Linked DNA regions of Homo sapiens: region 1 is linked to region 2. A link is a contact called in ENCODE Hi-C or POLR2A ChIA-PET data. All regions are on one chromosome and are shown on one strand. The core of a region is the stretch at or near the end of the contact, and the rest is flanking DNA. Distances in the headings are between cores, read along the strand shown. Region 1 holds the start of POLR2M (RNA polymerase II subunit M). Region 2 holds the start of ZNF280D (zinc finger protein 280D).

What was found. A loop is a pair of places that touch in the nucleus more often than their neighbours do. ChIA-PET counts read pairs that join two places held with the same protein, here RNA polymerase II (POLR2A). Pooled maps may share reads with other maps.
Region 1: a map of B cell shows a loop between it and region 2 (21-fold over the local background). The contact joins the promoter of POLR2M here to the promoter of ZNF280D in region 2. A Hi-C loop is called at or near these places in 5 of 168 maps with a recorded cell type or tissue (B cell, CD4-positive, alpha-beta T cell, CD4-positive, alpha-beta memory T cell and 1 more), 2 of 37 single-sample maps with no recorded cell type and 13 of 50 pooled maps. POLR2A ChIA-PET finds 5 or more read pairs at or near these places in 3 of 52 experiments (CD4-positive, alpha-beta T cell, MCF 10A and naive thymus-derived CD4-positive, alpha-beta T cell).

What each region holds. Positions count from the first base shown.
Region 1 is chr15:57,704,404-57,709,191 of GRCh38, reverse strand. It overlaps POLR2M (RNA polymerase II subunit M), which reads right to left and starts at 2,478. Exons shown (of 4, transcript NM_015532.5): 1 at 2,237-2,478; 2 at 1-478. The coding sequence starts at 2,349. GCOM1 (GCOM1, MYZAP-POLR2M combined locus) reads right to left here. Exons shown (of 17, transcript NR_104371.3): 14 at 2,820-3,258; 15 at 1-478. RefSeq lists a silencer at 1,994-2,043 and an enhancer at 2,364-2,583.
Region 2 is chr15:56,730,365-56,735,403 of GRCh38, reverse strand. ZNF280D (zinc finger protein 280D) reads left to right here and starts at 1,895. Exons shown (of 22, transcript NM_017661.4): 1 at 1,895-1,946. RefSeq lists a silencer at 1,876-2,145.

The sequences.
Region 1 (4,788 bases), core at 1,229-3,728, 970 kb before region 2:
CTGTAACCTGTCAATAAACAGGTTGTCAAAGCTGCTGGAAGTATCTTCCGCTTGACTTGAAACACGATGCCGCGGGTGATGCTCACTAGCTTCAGATGAAGGTGGTACCCTGTCTCTATTGCTGGAAGCTGGGCCCTTATTCACTGTGTACTCAACCTCTGAAGTCTCTTCATCACCTTCAAGAGTAGGACGTCCAAGTCCCTGGTTTTGTGAGGTTTGAGATGACTTGATGTTATCTACAGAGGAACATCCAGGAACTAGTGATGAAGTATCAAGTATCGGGTCAGAATTCTGGGCCTTATCTGTACCCACATCAACTTCTGCAATTGCTTTTTGCCTTAGCTTACAGTCTAAACTAACAGGGTTAAACAGTTCACTTTTTCTTCTAACTTCTTCACATTCTGCAATGGCAGCTTTCAGTTTGGCAAAAGAGTCAAAGATCTTTTTACCTTTGTCGGGCAATTTGCAAATGAATTTTCTGTCAAATGGAAAAGAATACTATTACATTACAGCCATTTTTTTAACTTGAGATATAACATTAAAAAGGCAAGGCATTATCTTCAAAGAAAGAAAAGCTGATTTTTAAGTCAAATATCTGATTTCTAACTGCCCCAAAACAAGAATAAAACAATTAAAATGGTCATTATCCAAATAGCCCAAAAAACAAGGGAATGCAGGAAGAATAGGGAATATATGCCTCATTTGTCTCAGCAAATTAGAATTTCAGCAAAAGTATTTTAAGCATATAATAATCACATAAGACATTCCAAGAACCAGCAGTCATTAAAGTGCAATCTCCAAAATTTGGGGATGGGGTGGAGTGTGGGGATGGGCCTATTAGGTCAAAACTACTTTCATAATAATACTAAGATATTATTTCCCTCTCATTTTCTCGCATGGGTACAGTGGAGTTTTCCAGAGGCTACATGGCATGTGATGACATCATTGTTCTAGAATAGAATGTGTGCTTGTGTATGCTTATGTTTTAAAGACTTCAGACGTATTTCTGATAAGTAAATACATTTCGCTAGATACAACACATAAAATAGCTCTTTGGGATGTCAATAATTCTTAAAGTATAACGGAGTCCTGAGACCAAAAAGTTAATTCACTGCTATACATTCAAAACCTATTCTCACAAGGTCAAAACACATGTCTTGATCCCAACCAATTATTTATTTGTCCCTTTTGCTGGATGACAGAGTTCCTTTTCTGATTCCCTTTTCTTTAACTATACAATAAATGGAAAGAAAAAATTACACCTTAAGTCCTCTGTTCTTTTTGACACTACATTCATCCCCACAATTTCAACTATTAACAACACTCTACAGCTGAAATTCCTGTTTTCTGTATTTTTCCAGGGTTCTCTCTTTCTTGAGCCTCATGACTACTTCTCCAGCTTTTAAGTGTTTGGTTTTCGATTAACCAAATGTCTGTCCTGCTCTCCTCTCAACTCTGCACACCCTAAGTAAAATCAACCTTGGATCTATTCCTCTCCCTGAATTTTCCTATTTTTGCTAGTGGTCTTCCATATAGATTGGAAACTTCAGCCATCTCTGTCAACTGCATTTAAATTAGTCCATGCTTAAAAGTTCTCCCAATCCCTTCCTAGCTCACTTTCTTACAAGTGTCTCGTGGGAAGTCTCTCTGAAAATATCCTTCTACTGTCTTCTGCTTTTTATTCCTTCAAACCATCTTTTGCAACAAGCTGCTGAACAAAGCTGCCTAAAAAACAAAATCACTTTTATTACGTGGCTCCCTTGCTAAAATCCGTTCAACCAGCCAGCTGAATGAGGGTCGAACTTTCCCGGCCTAATAAACCCCTCTTCATATCCCACTCTTCCCATTTCCTACGGTTCCTGTAAGCTTAGAATCCAGAGATGAAGCTGACAATCTGTTATGGGTTAGGGGTGCGGGCGACAAAAGGGTTTAGAAAGCAGACTCATGGAACCACCACAGTCCCCGGGTAAATAAAACCGACCAGGGGCTACTAACTCCCTGCAACGCCAGGTAGCCGTTCAATCCGAGCTATCCTCGCAGGCATACGTGCCTGGCCAGGAAGAGGCACGGCTCTGCCGCAGCAAGCCCTCCGTCCACTCGCCCGTAGGACTGAAGCGAATGTGACTGAGTCAAAGTCACCTTCCAGGGAAGGGAACAGAGTGCGGGAGGGGAGGGGAGCGCCCAGGGAGCTCGAGCTGAAGGAGCCTGGCGGAGACTCCGCGGGACCCCAGCTTACTCGTTGCGCAAAAGTCTCTCCTGGCGCTTCAACATTTCCCGCAGCTCCACCAAACTCCGCTGCGCCAAGTCCTCGGGAGCTTGGGGCTCGAAGCCGCGGGGCAGCGAGCACATTCTGCGCGGGCTGAGGCTGGCGCGGCGGCGGGCACTCGGCTTCCTCGGCAGGCCCCGCTACTAGCGCCGGATCCGCGGACGGCGGTGACTCCGGGGCACGAGCGGGAGTCGCCATTTTCCCGGAAGAACGGGGTCTTCTTCGAGCCGAATCGAGCTTTATTGAAATTCCGGAAACAAACACGGACTGGGAGAAGGGGGCGTCCGCAGGAGCGTTAAAGGGCGGAAGTTACGTCGGATGACGCCGGCTCCTTGGCTTGGCGCCCTTTCCCCTTGTGTGAGCATTCATGCGGTCATCAGCTGTTCGTCGGTTTATACAAAAAGTATTCAGCGCCAGCGTGACCTCACCAAGCACTATGTGTCAGTCAACAAATAGCAACGTCCTGTGTTATACTTGGGGTTTACAGAGTTGGCGGGGGGATGGGGGGAGGGAGAATCAAATTATGATATAATAGTAACGTTGGGATGGGCACCTGGGAAGATATCTCTGAGAAGTGGTTCAAGTCGAAACTTGAAAGATGAGCTGGCCATTAATAAGGTGGGAGAGAGTGCGGGACAGGATTTGGGAGACTCTGGCCTGTGCGTGGTGCCTCCGGCCTGTGCGTGGTGCCTCCTAGCTCAGCTTAGGGACGTCCTGAAATTGTTAAAGTTGGAAGGTTCCTCAGAATCAGCGATTTTTCTTGGGGCTCAATGCATTTGGAGAAGGACTTCATTTGTAGCACCGCCTCAAGCATTGTTAAGACATTTGGTGTTTCTGGCTTCTGCCTGCTAGGTGCTATGGCACTCCCAAGTCATTGCAACAATCCAAAATGTCTCCTCCAACATACATTTCCAAAGGCCCACAAGAGGTGATGAGGGAGTGGGAGCAGCTGTACAAACTCGTTGAGGACCTTTTCGAATTTTCTACTTTGCCTATAGAAAAACAGAGGCATGAAAACTGAAATAAATATTCCCAGGGCACAAAACCAGTAAGTGACAGCACCAGATTTCAAACTCAAAAGCCCAGCCCCTTTTCCAACACACCAATTTGAAAATCCCCTTCTTCACTTTAGGCCTATTTCCAAATGTGTAAAACTGTTGAAAAGACTTCCCTCCGCCCCCCCCCACCCCCGCCACCTCCCCAGCTGTTGAGAAGAAGGCAGCTTAATAGGTATTGGACACAGCTTTTACCTTCTCGTTATAGTTCAGCTACCAGAGGTGCATCCCAGTGGAAAGAGTAGGAAGACATGCAGTCACAGCAGATGTCACTTGGGAGGTTTGAACACCCCCATAACCCACCGCCCTCCCCCGATTTTTTGATATAGGAAATTGAAGTTGTCTCAATCCTGTGTAAGATGCTATATAAACACAAGCAGCTCTGTCCTAAAGAGACAGAAGATCTAGGTAAACTCCAAAGCTATTCCAGGGAGCACAATTGCAACCATTTATCTATCCCCCCAATCTGGTCCATTCTGATCAGATTCATTAATATATCAAAATAAGTTTTCTCTGTATAAGACTTGCTTTCAAGGACGTTAATAACGTGCTGCAGCATTGGCTGAATGAGAAATAGGTAAGGTCCTCGAGTCAGGTGGTTGTCTGTGGTACTGACAAAAAAAAAAAAAAAAGACTCCGTAAAATGTTGAAGAGATGTATTCTGTGCCAAATATGAGTGACCATGGCCCGTGACACAGCCCTCAGGAGATCCTGAGAACACGTGCCTAAGGTGGTTGGTGCACAGCTTGGTTTTATACATTTTAGGGAGACATGAGACATCAATCAAATACATTTAAGATAAACATTGGCTTAATCCACAAAGGTGGGACAACTCAAAGCAGAGCGGGTGTGGGGCAAGATGGGCTCCCAAGTTATAGGTAAATTTAAGTTTTTTTCTGATTGGTAATTGATTTAAAGGAATGTCTAGGTTAGCATAAGAACTTGTGGAGACCGAAATTTTATCATGCAGATGAAGCCTCCAGTTAGCAGGCTTCAGAGAAAGTAAGTTGTGTTTCTTATCAGACTCAAGGTATATGTGTTGATATTAAATGCTGTGTAGCTTTTCCTGGATTCTAAAAGAAAGAAGGGCATAATGAGGCATGTCTGACCTCAGCTTCCCATCATGGCCTAAGCCAGTCTTTTAGGTTAAATTTGGAGGACCCTGGACTACAGGAGGAAGTCCATTCAGACGGTTGAGGGCGGACCTTCAAATTTTATTTTTGGTTTACAGTGATAAGCACCCCGCAAGCCTCCCTCACCCCACCCCTGGACCCCAGCTGGAGGCCTTTATTTCTCCCACAGTAGTGAACTCCCCATGTGCTGATTGTAGGCCACAGGTGTCCCCAAGGCAAGGATGCCTTTCTTTTAGGCCTCAGAATTTTGCCCCCTTCTGTTACCCTTTTGTGGAAGGCTATCTCTTCTCCCCTTGCCAATTGTAAGTCTTGGCTGAAGTCTCACCTCCTCCCT
Region 2 (5,039 bases), core at 646-3,145:
TGCCCCACCTTACAAGGAAAGTAACTTTGAAAAGACCAACTTGTTTTTTGTTGTTTCTTCTTTCTTCAGCCCATTTTCTGTCTATAAAGCCAACCACATCTGCTCCATTCATGGGAACACCTATTCTGTTTTACTGAATGAAGTGGTGCCTGAATCTAGAATTGCAATAAAGCCAACCGAGATCTTTAAATTTGTTGTAATTTCACCTGACACTGTAGCATGCTTTGCTAACCTTTAGGGACATTTGAAAAACGATGTCTTAAGAATGTTCCAAGATTTTGGAATTTTTAAACTTTCCATGTTTGCTGTTTTGACTATTTTCTGTCTTTTCCTGTAAGGTTTATTTTTCAGGGCCAGCAGAAAAGGGAAAGCTGGGTAGATGATCCCAGGCCCATGTGGGAGAAGGATAGGTCATGGTTACCTCCAAGTACACCAGATCTGTAGGAGTGATCCAGGTGGTCTTTGGGGAAGATTAATTTGGGGGCAGTAATCAATATGGAGACTACAGTAATGATAAACACTTGAGAAAAACTGGGGAAAGCCAGATGAGAGAGAAGAAACTGAATTCGAATAGGAAGATGAATTAGCAAGATTCAGTGATTGAACAGGGTGTCTGTTATGGATCCTAACAGGCAAGATTTCAAGTCTTGGTCACTCACAAGCTGCACCAGTAATGCCATTGCTCTTGAGAAGACAATCAGTTTAGGAAACTTTCCTTACAGATCAGAATACAACCTTTAGCAAGTATTTACGCAAGCAGTATCTTGGCAAGTGTTCTTCTTGTAAATTTCTTATACTTCTCGTTGTCAAACTTTAAAAAATGCTATTACAGGTTAATATGCAGATGGCAGAGTTAGGAATTAGAGTGTGCAAGTTAATCATTCTAATTGGGTCACTCTTGTCATAGCCAACTAAAAGAATGGAGAAGCCAGTGCTGGGGGAAGCCCTCAGGGCACATAACATTGCTCTAAGAATGGAATTCTCAGCAAGCCTGGCTGCTGAAACCGCCTGCTGTAACCTGAAACAGGTTTTATCTTCAGGTTTTAGCTTCTCAAAGAACCTGCTGCAGCTGTAGGGCAAGCTTTACCAAGCCCCTTCCCTCACCAGTCAGAACTAACCAGCTACCCAAAACTTTACTAAATGTCAACGAACTTTCTAGAAAAACAATAGATAACTTTTTTTAAAAAATAAAACCCCCTAACTCCTCTTTGTTCTTCTGACATACTGAAGACCACCCTGTATGTGTAAATAACCTGAACTTGCAATTCCTGTGTCCCAAATAAAACGCTAAATGTACAGATTCGTCTCTTCGTATTTGACCTCGACAGGGAACGCAAGCAAAACCACACATTTAAAACAGACTTGGTAAAATCAGCTCGTTATTTAAAGAAACGGACGATTCCTTTTTCTCTCCTGGTTTAGTCTTCGACCCACAGGCCCCTTGCTTCTTTCGAACGGCGGCTGTATCCCATGACCTTTTCACTTTCCAAGCCAACGGACTGGGGGTCGTTACACACGCGGAGGGCCCGGAACGCACGGCTCCTCGCCTGCAAATTCCGAGCAGTCCGGATTTTGGGGCTGCCTCCCGGCCACACCAGCCAGCAGCTCGCACCCACATGGAGGCAGGGCCCTGGCCCTCGCCCCGGACCGGCGCGTGGCGGGGCGCGTGGGTCTTCGAGGGCCCGCGACGCGGCGCACATGCCGGTGCCCGCCTCCCGCGTCGGCGAGAAGACAGGGAGCTCGGACACGGGGAGGCTGACCCGGAGCCTACCCATGAGGCAGCGCGCCGGCTGCACGAGAGCCCCCCCCTTTCCACGGCTCGGCTGCCAGCTCCGCAATGGGAGCCGCCGCCGTCGCCGCAGTGTAGTTTTTCGTGCTCCTCCTTTTCCTCCTCCTCTTTCTCCTCCTCCTCAGGGCTCCAGTCAGGCCGATCCGCTCCGCTCACGGTAAGCGCCCCCCCGCCCCCGCCCGCCCTGCGCTGCAGCAGGCAGAGGCCCTCCCGCGCGGCCTGCGCCGCCTCACTCCGGGGGCGCTGGACTGGGGGTCTTGAGGCCGGCGCGGGTCGTCGGGAGCGCCCAGAGCGCGGGGGAGGAGACCGGCTGCGCGGCGGCGGCCGGACCGCCATCTTGCGTCGGCCCAGGCGGGGGAGGAGGTATCCCGGCGCGACGCGGCAGCCGCCTCGGCTGCTGCAGGCCTGGGCCGCGCAGGCCTTCGCCTTCTGCTCCTCCGCCACCTCCTCTCCCAGGCGTGTGCGCCTGTTTGTCCCCAGCCTGGTTTTGGCTTTTCTCTCTGGAGGCAACTCCCTTTGGTACATTTTGTGCCGATGTTTGGCCAAGACCCATGGTCCTCACACCACAGCCCACCCCCGTGTCTCTTCAGTCGTAGGAAAGGAGACCAAAGGGGATTCGGGATTTGCAGGCACAGGGCCCCTCATTTTGCCCAGATGACCGGTCGTTCCACGTTTGCACCCTCATTTTTGTCAAAGAGACCTCCCCTCCTCTGCCATAGAATTCCCGTTATTGTCTACAGAAGAAGGGCCCTGAGGAGAAACGTGGAGTTGGAGACAAAATTTTCTGAGCTTTGCAAGGTTCACTTACTGAGACGGAAAGAATGATCTCACTCTGAGGTTTTAGCCTGCTCCAGCGATGGAAGGAATTCCTCCCAACTTATCGCAAGTTTTAACGCTTTTAAGGAGAAATCTGCTGGAGAGGAAAAACGTCAAGGTGAACCCGCTTCTGCAAGCACGGGAGACCTTTGGCCAAAGGCCTTTGTTTGCGAAGATTTGTTAAAAAAAAAAAAATCTGTCATCTTAAATATTTGGCTTTATTTTCAGGTTTGGACAGAATTTGTCTTTTTTAGTGCCATGAAACATAAAATGGAACGCTAGAAGGACAGTTTTAAAGCACAAAAGCTGCCTCTTAGCATCTGTAAGGTGTCCTGCTTTGGGGGACTGCTGTGCCAACTCCAGCTGTCTCCACGCAGAAACTTAACCAGGGAAGGCACTGGTTTGCTTATACCATTGTTAGGGCTGTGTGCCTCTGATGTTTTAACATCACTACAAATACTGTTGTAATTGTGTCTTGCTTTTGTGCCTTTCATTGATAACCCCTGATTTGTATCTCTTAGCCCCTTTTGAAGTGGTCTGGGTTGCTGGAATCATTTTGCAGGCGAGGAAACAGAGCCTCAGGGAGAGGACTTTAATGAGGTCACTGACTAGGAAGAGCCAAGGCCAATTATATTAATAGAACCTTAGGTCTTCTGACTCCTTCTCCGGTGCTCAACTCTAGTATATACCATTTTTGTGGGAATGAGGTAGATGAGAATAGGCAAGGAGGCTCACTTAAAGATTTTAAGAAACATTACTCAGTTGCCCTTTCGTTGATATTTTTATACTTTACTTTTGAAATGCGGTTGTTATGTTGCCCAGGCTGGTCTCAGACTCCTGGGCTCAAGCTGACCTCTCACCTCAGCCTCCGTAGCTGGGATTACAGGTGTGCACCATCTAGCCTGGCTTTTATATTTTTATTCTCGAGTTAATTTCTTAACTTTGCAACTTGCTATTTTTTTCGAAAATATTGGAAAGTTAAATAGCCCATTTGAACACTTAGTTTTAACGCTACCTTTTTGCCATATTTGCATTTTTCCACTTATCTCACATTCTGTTTTCTGAACGTTTCAAAGTGCATTACGGATATGACAGTTCAGCCCTAAATGCTGTATGTGTGTCAGTATGTATTTTGTAAGAGATCAAGGCCATTTTTCTGTGTAACAATACCGCAATCACACTTAAGAAAGTGAAGAATATTCCTTAAAATCTAACGTGGTGTAGTATATATTCACATTTCCCCCCATTTCTTCAAAATTCCTTTTCAGTCTTTTTTTTTTTTTTTTTTTTTTGAGATAGGTACTTGCTCTGTGTCCCAGGATGGAGCGCTGTGGAGCAGTCTTGGCTCGCTGCATCCTTGACCTCCTTCCTGGGCTCAAGCCATCCTCCCACCTCGGCCTCCTGAGTAGCTGGGAACCCAGGAGCACGCCACCACACTCAGCTAATTTTTGTATTTTTTGTAGAGATGGGGTTTTGCCGTGTTACCTAGGCTGGTGTCAAACTCCTGGGTTCAAGTGATCCACCTGCCTCGGCCTCCCAAAGTGCTGGGATTACAGATGTGAGCCACAGCACTGGGCGAAATTGACCTTTTGAAGAGACCTGGTCTGTAGTCTTTCAGAATAACCCATATTCCATGTTTTAGTGATAGTTCCTCCTGATAGTGTTTAAATTTGTTCCCCCTATCCTCTCTGTTTTCTCTAAACTTGGATTTGGGTCTAAAGGCTTGAATATATTTAGGTTTAATATTTTTTTGACAGGAATACTTCATAAGCCATGCAGTATGCTTCATTGCATACAACATCCAAAGGCACATAAAGTAGGCTTGTCTTATTAATAATCCTAAATTTGATCTCTTAGATAAGGTGGTGACAAGCTATCTTTCCATTGTAAGCATTTCCTTCTGCAATTAGCAAGTCATTTGTGGTGTGATATTTTGGCATTAGTAGTTGGTAGGAATTTACCTGCAGTAATCTGATAAACACAGTTGGGAGCAGTCGTTTAGGTATGGCTTTGGAAGTTAGGAAGAAGAAGAAGTGGAGACAATTCTGGAGGAAATACTAACCCATCTACTTTAGGGAACTTGGAATGCTTCTATGTGTTGGCATCAGAGCCTAGGGAGACTAGGAGAGAGGAGGCAGAAAGTAGATGTCAGAAAGCTTTGCCTTCTTTGAAAGTTTGCTTAGGACCATTTTAGCCATAGTAAGCTATGGTAAATAGAAAAGTTCTGAAGTAGTTTGATGTTGGAGGATTGCAAGTGCTTCAACTGGAACATCTGTCCAGTTAGGCTACTAATCCAGTCCTTTTTCATTCCAGTGTTCTATTAATCAGCATTGGCTCACTGAAATAGCAGTTTTCACAAATGAAAAGTCAACTGTAGTTTTAGGTGACAGGAAATTGGATATTTCTATTGACAACATACTTTGTTATTCCAAAA